Regions from separate parts of the Mus musculus genome. Here all the other regions are linked to region 4. Evidence: chromatin loops called from intact Hi-C (ENCODE). Cell type or tissue: left cerebral cortex. All regions are shown on one strand.

Region 1 (2,500 bases), 66 kb before region 4:
AATAAATCACTGCCCCATACTCAAACGACTCCCAGGTACCCATTACTAGAAGTTTCTAAGTCACAGGCTCCTTTAAGTCTTGTTCCCAAGGTCGCAAGGAAAGGAGAGTTGGGACTCGGGGGCAATTTCTGCCGCATTCTGTCTCTGCGCCCTTGCAGAGCTTCCACCGTGTTGGGCCAGAGAATCCGGAGGTTCATCACCTCCGTGGTCCGTCTCAGGCACTATGAGGAGAGCCCGGGGAAGAATTTGCCATTTGTAATGGAAAACGAGTAGCGGTTCCTGGCTATGATAACTATATACTTTGGATCTGGGCGCTTTGCTCCTTTCTCTACAGCAAGGCACCAGTTAGTTAAGAAATAAGGATGTTTGATCCCTTTAACAGAATTACTGATGTTTAAGGGACGCGATCTGAAAATTGGGTTGAACCCTTGAACTCTTCTTCTTGATAAGACTGTGAGTAAACTAATGACATTAAAAATGAAAAAGAGTCTGTGTTTCCAGGGGATTTGCTTCTTGAGGCGTGAACTCATTTTCAGAGTGATTTCTTCGTAGTCCTCATCTGCATTTTAAGATCCTTTATTGAAATCACCCAGAGGCGATCGTGCATTCTTCAAATCCCACCCCAAGCCCTTTCACATACAAATGTGAAAAACACGACGGACAGTGAAAACATACAGCATGTGCCTGAGTATTAATGCTTTTGAGAGAATGGCTTGTGATTGCTCAGACAGAGACTGTAGGACAGCCCCGTGACCTTGTCAGAAAAGGACCCCTGAAAGTGAGCCTTAGAGGGAAAGAATAGAAGAATCCGTCACTGATACCCCTGAGAATTCAAATGAATCAAGGAACACAGGGTGGGTGTAACAAACTGTGTGGTCGTCTCCATATGCTTTTCCATGCTGTTGAAAAAAAAGAGCATCATTCACGACCCAAAGTCTGGAAGTTCTGCTGTTCCCCAGTAGATGGCGATGTTGCACAGCAAGCTCAGTTACATCATTGCTCTGGCGGTCCTGTGCAGCTCAAGTATTTTTTAAAAAGTCATATAATTTCCCCCTACACTTATAAAAGTGAGTACTTAAGAAGAAAAACATGTAGTTGAAGGGTTGTTTTTCTATCCAGTCTCTTCAGAGAAATTTCATCACGTGTGACATTCCAGGAGGTTGCTTTCAAAATCCCAACATACGAAATGCATCTCGCAAGTCATCGACTTCGTACAAGGGCTGTGGAGAAAGAGAGATGATATAAACGGAGTGAAGGGCTTTAAATTTGATCTCTGGAAAGGAAAGTGTCTAAACGAAGTGGGTGGCTCCAGAGGAAAGTAAATTGCTTGAGGACCAGGAAAAAAAGAAGGGGCGAATTCTGCCCTGGAAGGAACCCCACCTGAGGGGAGGTTAGCAAAAGGAAAGAGTTATGAAGACTGAGCGAAGAGGAGGCAAGAGGCAAGCGTCTAAGTGGAAGCTCTGTCCTGGGTAAAGCAGAAAAGAAAACTGGGTTGTAAGTGCCTTGAAGTAATCATTGTATAAAATAATGCATAATACAAACAAATAACTAAGAGGCTCCAGGTGTGTGTGTGTGTGTGTGAGTGTATGTATGTGTGTGTGTATGAGAGAGAGAGAGAGAGACAGAGACAGACAGAGAGACAGAGACAGACAGAGAGACAGGCAGACAGACAGGCAGACTTACCAAAAGGATGCGCCGAAGTTGTCTGGTTAGCCGGACAGAATTTTCATGTAGCCCTTCCCAGGCTTTGAAAGTTCTTTCACGATTTTCTACAAATGTATTCCAGCAGTAAAAATAGTCTTAAAAGAAAAATAAATAGATAAATAAGAAGGAGGTGTGTGTGTGTGTGTGTGTGTGTGTGTGTGTGTGTGTGTAGGTGAAGGTCAGAAAGTCAGAGTGTTTTAGGGGTTAAACTTAAGGTACAAAGGCAAGGGCCCCCACGGAACCATCTCTCTGACCACTATCCTCCTCCTCTCCCTCCTCAATTTATTATTTGACTGCTAAAGGTGGAATGCAGGGCTTTGCACATGCTGGACCAGAGTTCTGCCACTGAGCGCACCTGTAGCCCTGCCAACTTCTATCTCTCAAATTCTGATAATTCTGAGATTGATGTATACTTGTAATTCCGCCACTCAGAAGGCAGAGGTCGGAGAATTGCAAGTTGAAGGTCAGCCTGGGATAGCGAGATCCTACCTCAAAAAATAAAGTAATACTTTTGATATCCAGGACGAACTGAAGGTCTTTAAGTAGCACCCCACCCCCAGTTTCCCCGCTGACACTCACTCTGAGTGGCAACTCAGACCGCTCTCTCCAGTGTGCAAGTCTCACCTTTGAAGGTCATGATCCCGATCTGGACCCCAGCGCGGTGCAGTCTCCGCAGCCCCTCAGGCTCAGCCTTGCGGTCTTCACAGAAGTAGAGGCGCGCGGTGAAAATCCTCAGGCTGAGGTTAGGGTTCCATCTCAGAAACTCAGCCACGTGCCGGGCACAGTCATAGCACGG
Region 2 (2,500 bases), 94 kb after region 4:
TCATTTGAGATGTAAACGAATGGAATGGTTAATAATAAGTAAATAAATCTAAACAAAATAATCTAAAGACTATCTCTTCAGGAATGATACCAAATGGCTTTGCAGTTTAAATATTAAGACATTAAGACATGCAGTTCAGTGGTTGGGAGAGAGAGAACAGGGCTTACTTATTAAAAGGAAAAATAAGACTATATACTTCTACTATCTTATAAAAATTAAGAGGCAATGCCTCTTAATTAAAGGTTGTAAATGCCTTAGTACCAGAACTCAGGAGACAGAGGCAAGCAGATATCTGAGTTCTTGGCCAGCCTAGTCTTCATATTGAGTCCCAGGACAACTAGGGCTACAGAGAGAAACCCTGTCTTAAAAAAACAGAACAAGCCGGGTGGTGGTGGCACATGCCTTTAATCCCAGCACTTGGGAGGCAGAGACAGGCGGATTTCTGAGTTCGAGGCCAGCCTGGTCTACAAAGTGAGTTCCAGGACAGCTAGGGCTACACAGAGAAACCCTGTCTCGAAAAAAAGAAAAGAAAAAAGAAAGAAAGAAAGAAAGAAAGAAAGAAAGAAAGAAAGAAAGGAAGAAAGAAATTAAGAAAAAAGAAACAACAAAAAAACCCCAAATAAACAAAAATTAAGAGACAAGATAATAAATAATGTGATTTACAAAGTCAGCTTTCTTCTGGCAACATTAAATGTGGAAAATTAAAAGTGTGGTAACTAGGCAAACGTACTTCAATATTCCTCCAACTCAATCCTTAAAATTGTGTCTTTTCCTAAAACCTATATTTTTCATGTTGCTGGAGATGAAACCAAGGCTGACCCATGATAGGCAAGCACTCCCCCCCAGAACCACATACTGATGGTAACTTTTTATAATGGGTTTGAACTTGTCCTGGGCAAGTTGTGGTTTTTACATCTTTGGTCCTTACCTATTGGATGCCCCCCCCCCCCCCCCTGTAATCTTCTGGTTTGTTAGAGTGGACCTTAAATAGAGGAAGGGCATTTTTTTCTGTTTTCTGTCTCCATGGCTTCAGAGGCTCCTTTCCCTGTGTACTCCTTACTGGTTTGCAGTCATAACTACATTGTTTCCCAGGTTAGAGTCTTTTAGCTTCTCTTTCCTATCACCTGTATCTATCTCCTCTCTAGCAGAGTTTGGTATGCTGGTGGGTTTTGATTTCCAAACTACAGGGGCAGTCTCAGTCGGTGCTTAGACTCTACTGCCCCCTGGAGGTTGATCATTAGCTACCTCGGTTAGACTTTCCTCTGCCCAGATTGTTTAAAGGGTTGTGGACTTTGTTATAAAGCCTGAGTTATCTTCTAAAAGGATTTCCCCTCCATATTCCATTTACATAGGTCTAGAAGTGACATTAACAAAAGGAATTTTACCAAGAAGCCAAAGGAAGAAACGACAAGTTTAAATAACATAGTAATTTCACACTTGGGATGAAACAGGAGAATAAGTTCAAGGCTATCTACTGAATTGAAGACCAGCCACAGCTGAGTGAGATGCCACCTTCAAATAAATAAAGAACACAGTATTTTACTCTCAGAGTGGTAGAATACAGCAGAAATGGGCCGGTGAGATGGCTCAGTGAGTAGAGGTGCTTGCGGCCAAGCCTGATGACCCAAGTTCTTCAGTCCATGGGGCAAAGGTGATGAAAGGAGAGAACCAACTTCTGAAAGCTGTCTTCTGACCTACACACACACACACACACACACACACACACACACGCCATATGCATACTATATGTACACCACAAACACTATACACACTCACACACACATGCACACATAACACATTCGTACTATGCACACTCACACATATACACACTCACATACATACACACACATAAACTCACACACACACAAACATATACACACAAAGCACACACATACAACCACACATACACATGTGCAAGACGTATACAAGCACATACACACATATACACACACATGTACCACACACACATATACTATAAGTATATAGCCAAGATGAAGTGATGACACTCCATTCAGCTCCTCTCAGACACTTCCAGATAACTGGCCTCTTCCCTGACCCTTGGCCCCTGTATTAAGAAAGTACTTTGTTTTCTGGTTGTCTTTGTCTATTCCCTGTCGCTTTGCATAGTAATAAAAGTGGTATTTGCCTCCTGGTTGTCTAAATATCTTCAGGTCTGTGGGAAACTTATGTCACTTTGATCTTTGTTTTGGGCTCTTCAATTTTTATTTAAATTACATGTTTAGGTGTGCACACGTGAAAGGCACGACACACGCGTGGAGGTCGGAGGACAACCTGCAGGAGTCAGATTTCTCCTTGCACCTGTGGGTGCTGGGGATCAAATGTCCTAGGAGTGGTGGCAAACACCTTTACAGTCTCATCCTGCTGGCCCTTTTTTGGCTCTTGAAGACTTGCTACCATCCCTTCCTTGTGTCATTTGTGTTCGTGTTGTGTTAGAATTACGTGGTACTTTCCCAGTAATCAAAGGTGTGCACTGTCTTGA
Region 3 (2,500 bases), 61 kb before region 4:
GTATGAGGCTCTAGGTCTGACTCAGTACAAGACAAAGCAAAGGAAAACATAGAAAGTCACTCTCTACTTCCAGCACTTGAGCCACAGCGAGGAAGGAAGACAACAGGGTATCAAAGCCACTGAGCTCCTGCGAAAAGAAAGGTCACTCTCTTCCTTGAAGAGCCATATTCTGTGGGTGTCCTGTCTCTATCCAGGAAAAGGAATGTTGCAGATGGGCCTTGCTGGGGGCGTCCTTCCTCCCTCTCTAAGCACAGGGTCATATGAGGTCATGTCGACTTGCGATCACGTTGCTACATAGTATCTATCCATTCTTCATTAAACAGAAGTATAAGAAATAGTTGCCTCTGTGTCTTTAAAAAAAATCACATTTGTTTACTATCGTTGTATGAATGATATGTGTGTAGGGACATACACATACCTGTGGAGGTCAAAGGGCAACTTGTGGAAGTTGGCTCTCTGCTTCCATCATGTGAGCTCGAGGGATCAAACTCAAGACATCAGGTTTGGCAGTTTATGCCTTTACCTGCTGAGCCGTCTGACAAACCACGCCCCCCTAACCCCCACCCCTGCTTAGGTCTTTGGGTTTTCATTTTTGGATTTTGCTGGGTCAGTTTTGTTGATTTTATTTTATTTATTTATTTTTATTGTTTGTTTTGAGATGAGAACTCATTTAGCTCAGGCTGGTGGGGAATTTGACAAGGAGAACTCTCCTGCCTCCTCTACTCCCCTGGTCTTGGGACAACAGGCTTGTCCCACCTACTTGTTGGGGACTTAACCCAGGGCTTTGTGCATGCTGGCAAGTTCTCTAGTAGAGCTACATCTCCAGCCCCCGAGGTTTTTTTTTTCTCGTTCGTTCTTTCTTTCTTTAAAAATACAGGTTTTCTGGGGACTAGAGAGATGGCTCAGCAGTTATGAGCACGAACTGCTCTTCCATCAGGCAGCTCACAACCACCTGTCACTCCAGTTCCACCAGGATCCGACACCTCTGACTTTTGAGGGCACATGCATTGACACACACACACACACACACACACACACACACACACACACACACTTAAAAATAATTTTTAAAATCTTTGTGGAGTGTGTGCGTGTGTGTGTATGTGGTGGGGGTAGAGGCAACACATACTACAGGATACGTGTGGCGAGCAGAGTACAACCTTGGGTGTTGGTCCTTGACTTCTGTCTTGTTTGAGATAGAATCTCTTGCTCTCTGCTGTGCGCCCTGGGCTAACTGGCTCATAAGCTTCCTGGGGTTCTCCTTTCTCCACCTCTTATGTTGCCTTAGAAGCACGGGAATTACAGGTGTCTGCTTTTGGACCCCTCAACTCAGGTCCTTTTGCTTTCATGGCAAGCGCTGTTCCCACAGAACCATATTCCCAGCCCTCACGTTTCTTAAAAAAAAAAAAAAATTACAGTTCCTGTTAAAGCGGTGGACATGAGCCAGGAGATAAAACGGATGATAAACAACTGTGTCGCTCACTTGTCGACACAGCACCGCCACACAGTGGTGATGGATGGAAGTGCAATGATTTTTTTTTTAAGAGCTAGTTAGGAATTTGAATACGGTTTTGATGCAAGAGAATTGAAACCGTTTTTCACTTTTGTTGTTGTTGAGATACAATTTACATAGTGAGCTCCACTCGCTTAAAATCTACAGCTCCGTGAATGCCGGCAGGTCCGCAGCCCAGACTGCCAGGGCCATCAGAGGAGACATTTCTAGGCTTCTTAAAGCTTCTATGTCGCTATTGGCTGTTCTTTCTCCTCTTACCCAGGCAACCGCCGACCTGCTCTCTGTAAATGTAAATTATTTCTAACTTTCTATAATTTCATATAAATCACGTTTCCTCCTTCCTGTGTAACTGCTCTCACGGAACATAGTAAATTTTATATTCACCCAAATATCAGAAGTTGGCTCCTTATTCCTGCCGAGCAATATTCTATTGTATGGGTAGAACATGTTTTGTTTATTCATTTATGTGCTGATTGAAATTTGGATATGTTCCGCTTTGGTGCTGCAGTGGTTAGAGCCACTATAAATAACCATATACTATCATTGAATGCATGTTCACACGTTCACAGCTCATGCTTTAATGATAGTTCAACACACGTGACAGTCCCTGACTTTTGGAAAAACAAAATTGTTTTGGGGACATGCTCATGCTGCGGGATCCATGCTAGTCTGGAAATCTCTATGTTGCTGCAGCTGGCCTCGAACTCATGGTCCTCCTGTCTTGGCCTCTAATGATCATAGCTTTATTTTGAAATAGTAATTTACCATGATAACGATCATAGTACCTCCATGTCTACATTCATCACTAAATTATAAAAACCCTTTAGAAGCTGGGCATGGTGTGCACACCTTTAAATCCAGAACTTGGGGGCGAAGGGGGGCAGAGGCAGGTGGATCTTTCTGTAATGGAAGCCAGCCTGACTTTCATGGAGAATTCTAAGCCACGGGGGCTATGTGATGACACAGCATCATTATCATCATCACCAC
Region 4 (2,500 bases):
TGCATCTGCCTCCCTAGTGCTGGGTGGGGGTGGGTGGTACATGCCTTTAATCCCAACATCCTGGGAGGCCAAGGCCAGGGGGTCTCCGAGTTTGAAGTCATCCTGGTCTATGGATGGAGTTCCAGGACAGCGAGGGTAGGTACAGAGATACCCTGTCTGGAGAAGGCAACAGGGAGCAGCACCCTTTGTATACAAACCTGGCGTCTTGCAACAAGAAGGAAGCGTGCTATTAGTTACATATGACCGATGGTTAAGAAGATGAACAAAGAATGAAGTATTGAATCCAACGTAGACTTGAGGGTTGCAGAGAGGACTTGTGGAGAATCAGTTATAAAACTTCGGTTCATCAAAGTTGCCTGGTGTATGATGAATCTTTCATCTTCCTTTTTTTCTTTTCCTCTTCTTTCCCCTTCCTTTTCATTTTGTTTAGAAACCTTTTCATCTTTTTAAAAATATTTGTGTCTGAGTGTGGAGATCAAGTGGTTACATCATGGGACGTATGTCTCTTCCACATGAGTTCCAGAGACTGAACAGAGGTCCCCAGGCTTAGAGGGGCATGCCCTTACCCTCACCACTGCTCAACCTTGTTGTTGCTTTGAGACAGGGTCTCATGTAGCCTAGCTTGGTCTTCAGTGTGTGTAGCCAAAGATGACCGGGAACTCCTGAACCTCCTGTCTCTACCTTCCATGTTCTGGGATTTCTCCCTGTTCTGGTCCTATGCCAGAACACCCAATAAAAAATGAAAGACCTTTATTTAGCAGGATGTAGAGTCTGTAACTGCTCAGGTATGCAGGCTTCCCTACTTGACAGCATGGTTTCTCAGACTTGAGCAGCTGTCTGAATACCCCCAGGACATGGTAAACACAATCTTGCCAGATAAGTACAATATGATCAGTTAAATGAATTTCAGATAAATAGGTAATTTTGGAGACTATGTCTCAAGTACTGTAGTGTCTGAGACATCATCTTTATCTGAGACCAAATGTACCTTCCTTCCACGCATCAGTAAACACCCTTAGATTAGTGCTTTCAGTCTCCCTGGAGGCAGGTACTCGTGATGATTATCTAGTTTGGCTTTTTAGGACATTTCAAAATACATAATCGTATTAGAAGATTTTTTTCTTCCTTGCTAATTCTTCTATTAGCCTCACAGACGAAAATCCCAGGAGAATATTTATAATCTTTCACATGTTCCACTCTTTTGTTTCTCCTTAATTTTTACAACCGCCTTGCCTCTTTCTTTTTTTTAATCCACAGCTCATGAGCATCACCTTATGGACAGAAGTGGTACTTCTCTTCCTCCAGAATTAAATATTTCATTTTTATGTAGGTGTTTGTGTGATAACGGTGAGTACTAGGTACTAAACTCAGGTGCTGGCTACTGAACTCAGGTCCTCTGCAAGAGTAGGAAGTGCTTCTAACCCCCGAACATCTCTAGACCACCCTCACACCTTACTGGAGATAGAATTCAGGGTGTTGCATACGTAAGACACTAAGCCATGTCACCAGCTCCCCTCTCCTTTGGAGACAGGGTCTTATGTAGCCCAGGCTGACCTGGACCGTGCTATAAGGCTGAAGAGGACCTTGAATTTTTGATTCTCTTCCCTTGACCTTTTTGCAGTTGTGTGTCAGCGCTGGGGACTGAACTCAGGGCCTCCACAGTATTGAAATTGAACCTTTGACTACCGAAAGGACTACACCCTCCGTTTGTATGCCTTAAAATTTTGAGATGGAGGTTACACTAACTTGCCCACGTTGACTTTGGCCTCACTCTGTCATTCAGACAAGCCTTGAATTTTTGCTCCTCTTGCCTCAGCCTCCTGTGTAGCTGGGATTACTGGCCTGCACCAGGCTGGTCACTGGACCCAGCTGTTTTTCAGGTTTTACCCAAATTATCTCAATACTGTGACCTTTCTATCAGGGCGCTCTCTCCCTCTCTGCTTTTATCTTTCCAACTTCGTGTTTTCTTCCTTCTGCTCCACCCTGCCCCCACCCGCAAATGCTCTTTAATAAATTAAAAGCTGAAGAAATAAGCCAGAGCAGATTCTGTTGGGGACTGTCCTTTTGCTAGATTAAGTTTCTGGTCCGGGCAAAGGAACTTTGAGAAACTATTGCCTTGCTTGAGTATTTGTCGGGAGATTGATGGATGGCAGGCAGTTAGAACTTGGAAGTACGCGATGGGGAAGCAGAGCCGCTGCCAGGCGGCGAGAGGGGAGGAGGTGTCTGGAAGAAAGAGCCAGTCAGGATGGCTTAAGGAAGGGGTGGAGAAGCCTGTGTTTGCAGCCGGCAAAGACCCTTCTGCAGACATTGTGCCTTTTGTGAGCAGACTGCAGAGGCCTTGTGTAGGCAACGTGTATTCGAATGTATGCGTTGTTTCTTTCCGATCATGGCTCTGTGTGAACTGCTGACCGCATAAAAAAACCAGGAATGGATTGTTGAAAAGATTTTGCAGTCTGAGAGTGCTTGTTTGTGGTTGTGTGGTATGTGTGACTGGCTTTTT

The links. A loop is a pair of places that touch in the nucleus more often than their neighbours do. Peaks named below come from ENCODE experiments on the same cell type or tissue, not always from the same donor. Only the 100,000 strongest peaks of a DNase experiment are listed, where the experiment ranks them.
Region 1: a loop joins it to region 4, with 4 times the contacts of the local background. A loop is called at or near these places in 26 of 42 quality-filtered maps.
Region 2: it touches region 4 in a loop (3-fold over the local background); 4 of 42 quality-filtered maps call a loop at or near these places.
Region 3: it touches region 4 in a loop (6-fold over the local background); 26 of 42 quality-filtered maps call a loop at or near these places.

What each region holds. Positions count from the first base shown.
Region 1 is chr6:122,561,140-122,563,639 of GRCm38, reverse strand. It overlaps Aicda (activation-induced cytidine deaminase), which reads right to left. Exons shown (of 5, transcript NM_009645.2): 3 at 2,329-2,500; 4 at 1,684-1,799; 5 at 1-1,220. The coding sequence ends at 1,167. Among named protein-coding and RNA genes, the nearest start is that of Aicda, 8.6 kb to the right of the region's middle. In left cerebral cortex, a CTCF peak has its summit at 953 (motif pointing right); DNase peaks (open chromatin) are centred at 948 and 1,213; H3K4me3 peaks cover 311 bases.
Region 2 is chr6:122,401,153-122,403,652 of GRCm38, reverse strand. No RefSeq gene overlaps it. Among named protein-coding and RNA genes, the nearest start is that of 1700063H04Rik, 11 kb to the right of the region's middle. In left cerebral cortex, a CTCF peak has its summit at 1,227 (motif pointing left); a DNase peak (open chromatin) is centred at 1,217.
Region 3 is chr6:122,556,120-122,558,619 of GRCm38, reverse strand. All of the region lies in intron 1 of Aicda (activation-induced cytidine deaminase), which reads right to left. Among named protein-coding and RNA genes, the nearest start is that of Aicda, 3.6 kb to the right of the region's middle. In left cerebral cortex, a CTCF peak has its summit at 1,508; a DNase peak (open chromatin) is centred at 1,515; H3K4me3 peaks cover 678 bases.
Region 4 is chr6:122,495,513-122,498,012 of GRCm38, reverse strand. No RefSeq gene overlaps it. Among named protein-coding and RNA genes, the nearest start is that of Rimklb, 10 kb to the right of the region's middle. In left cerebral cortex, a CTCF peak has its summit at 1,274; DNase peaks (open chromatin) are centred at 1,318, 2,298 and 2,479; H3K4me3 peaks cover 162 bases; H3K27ac peaks cover 670 bases.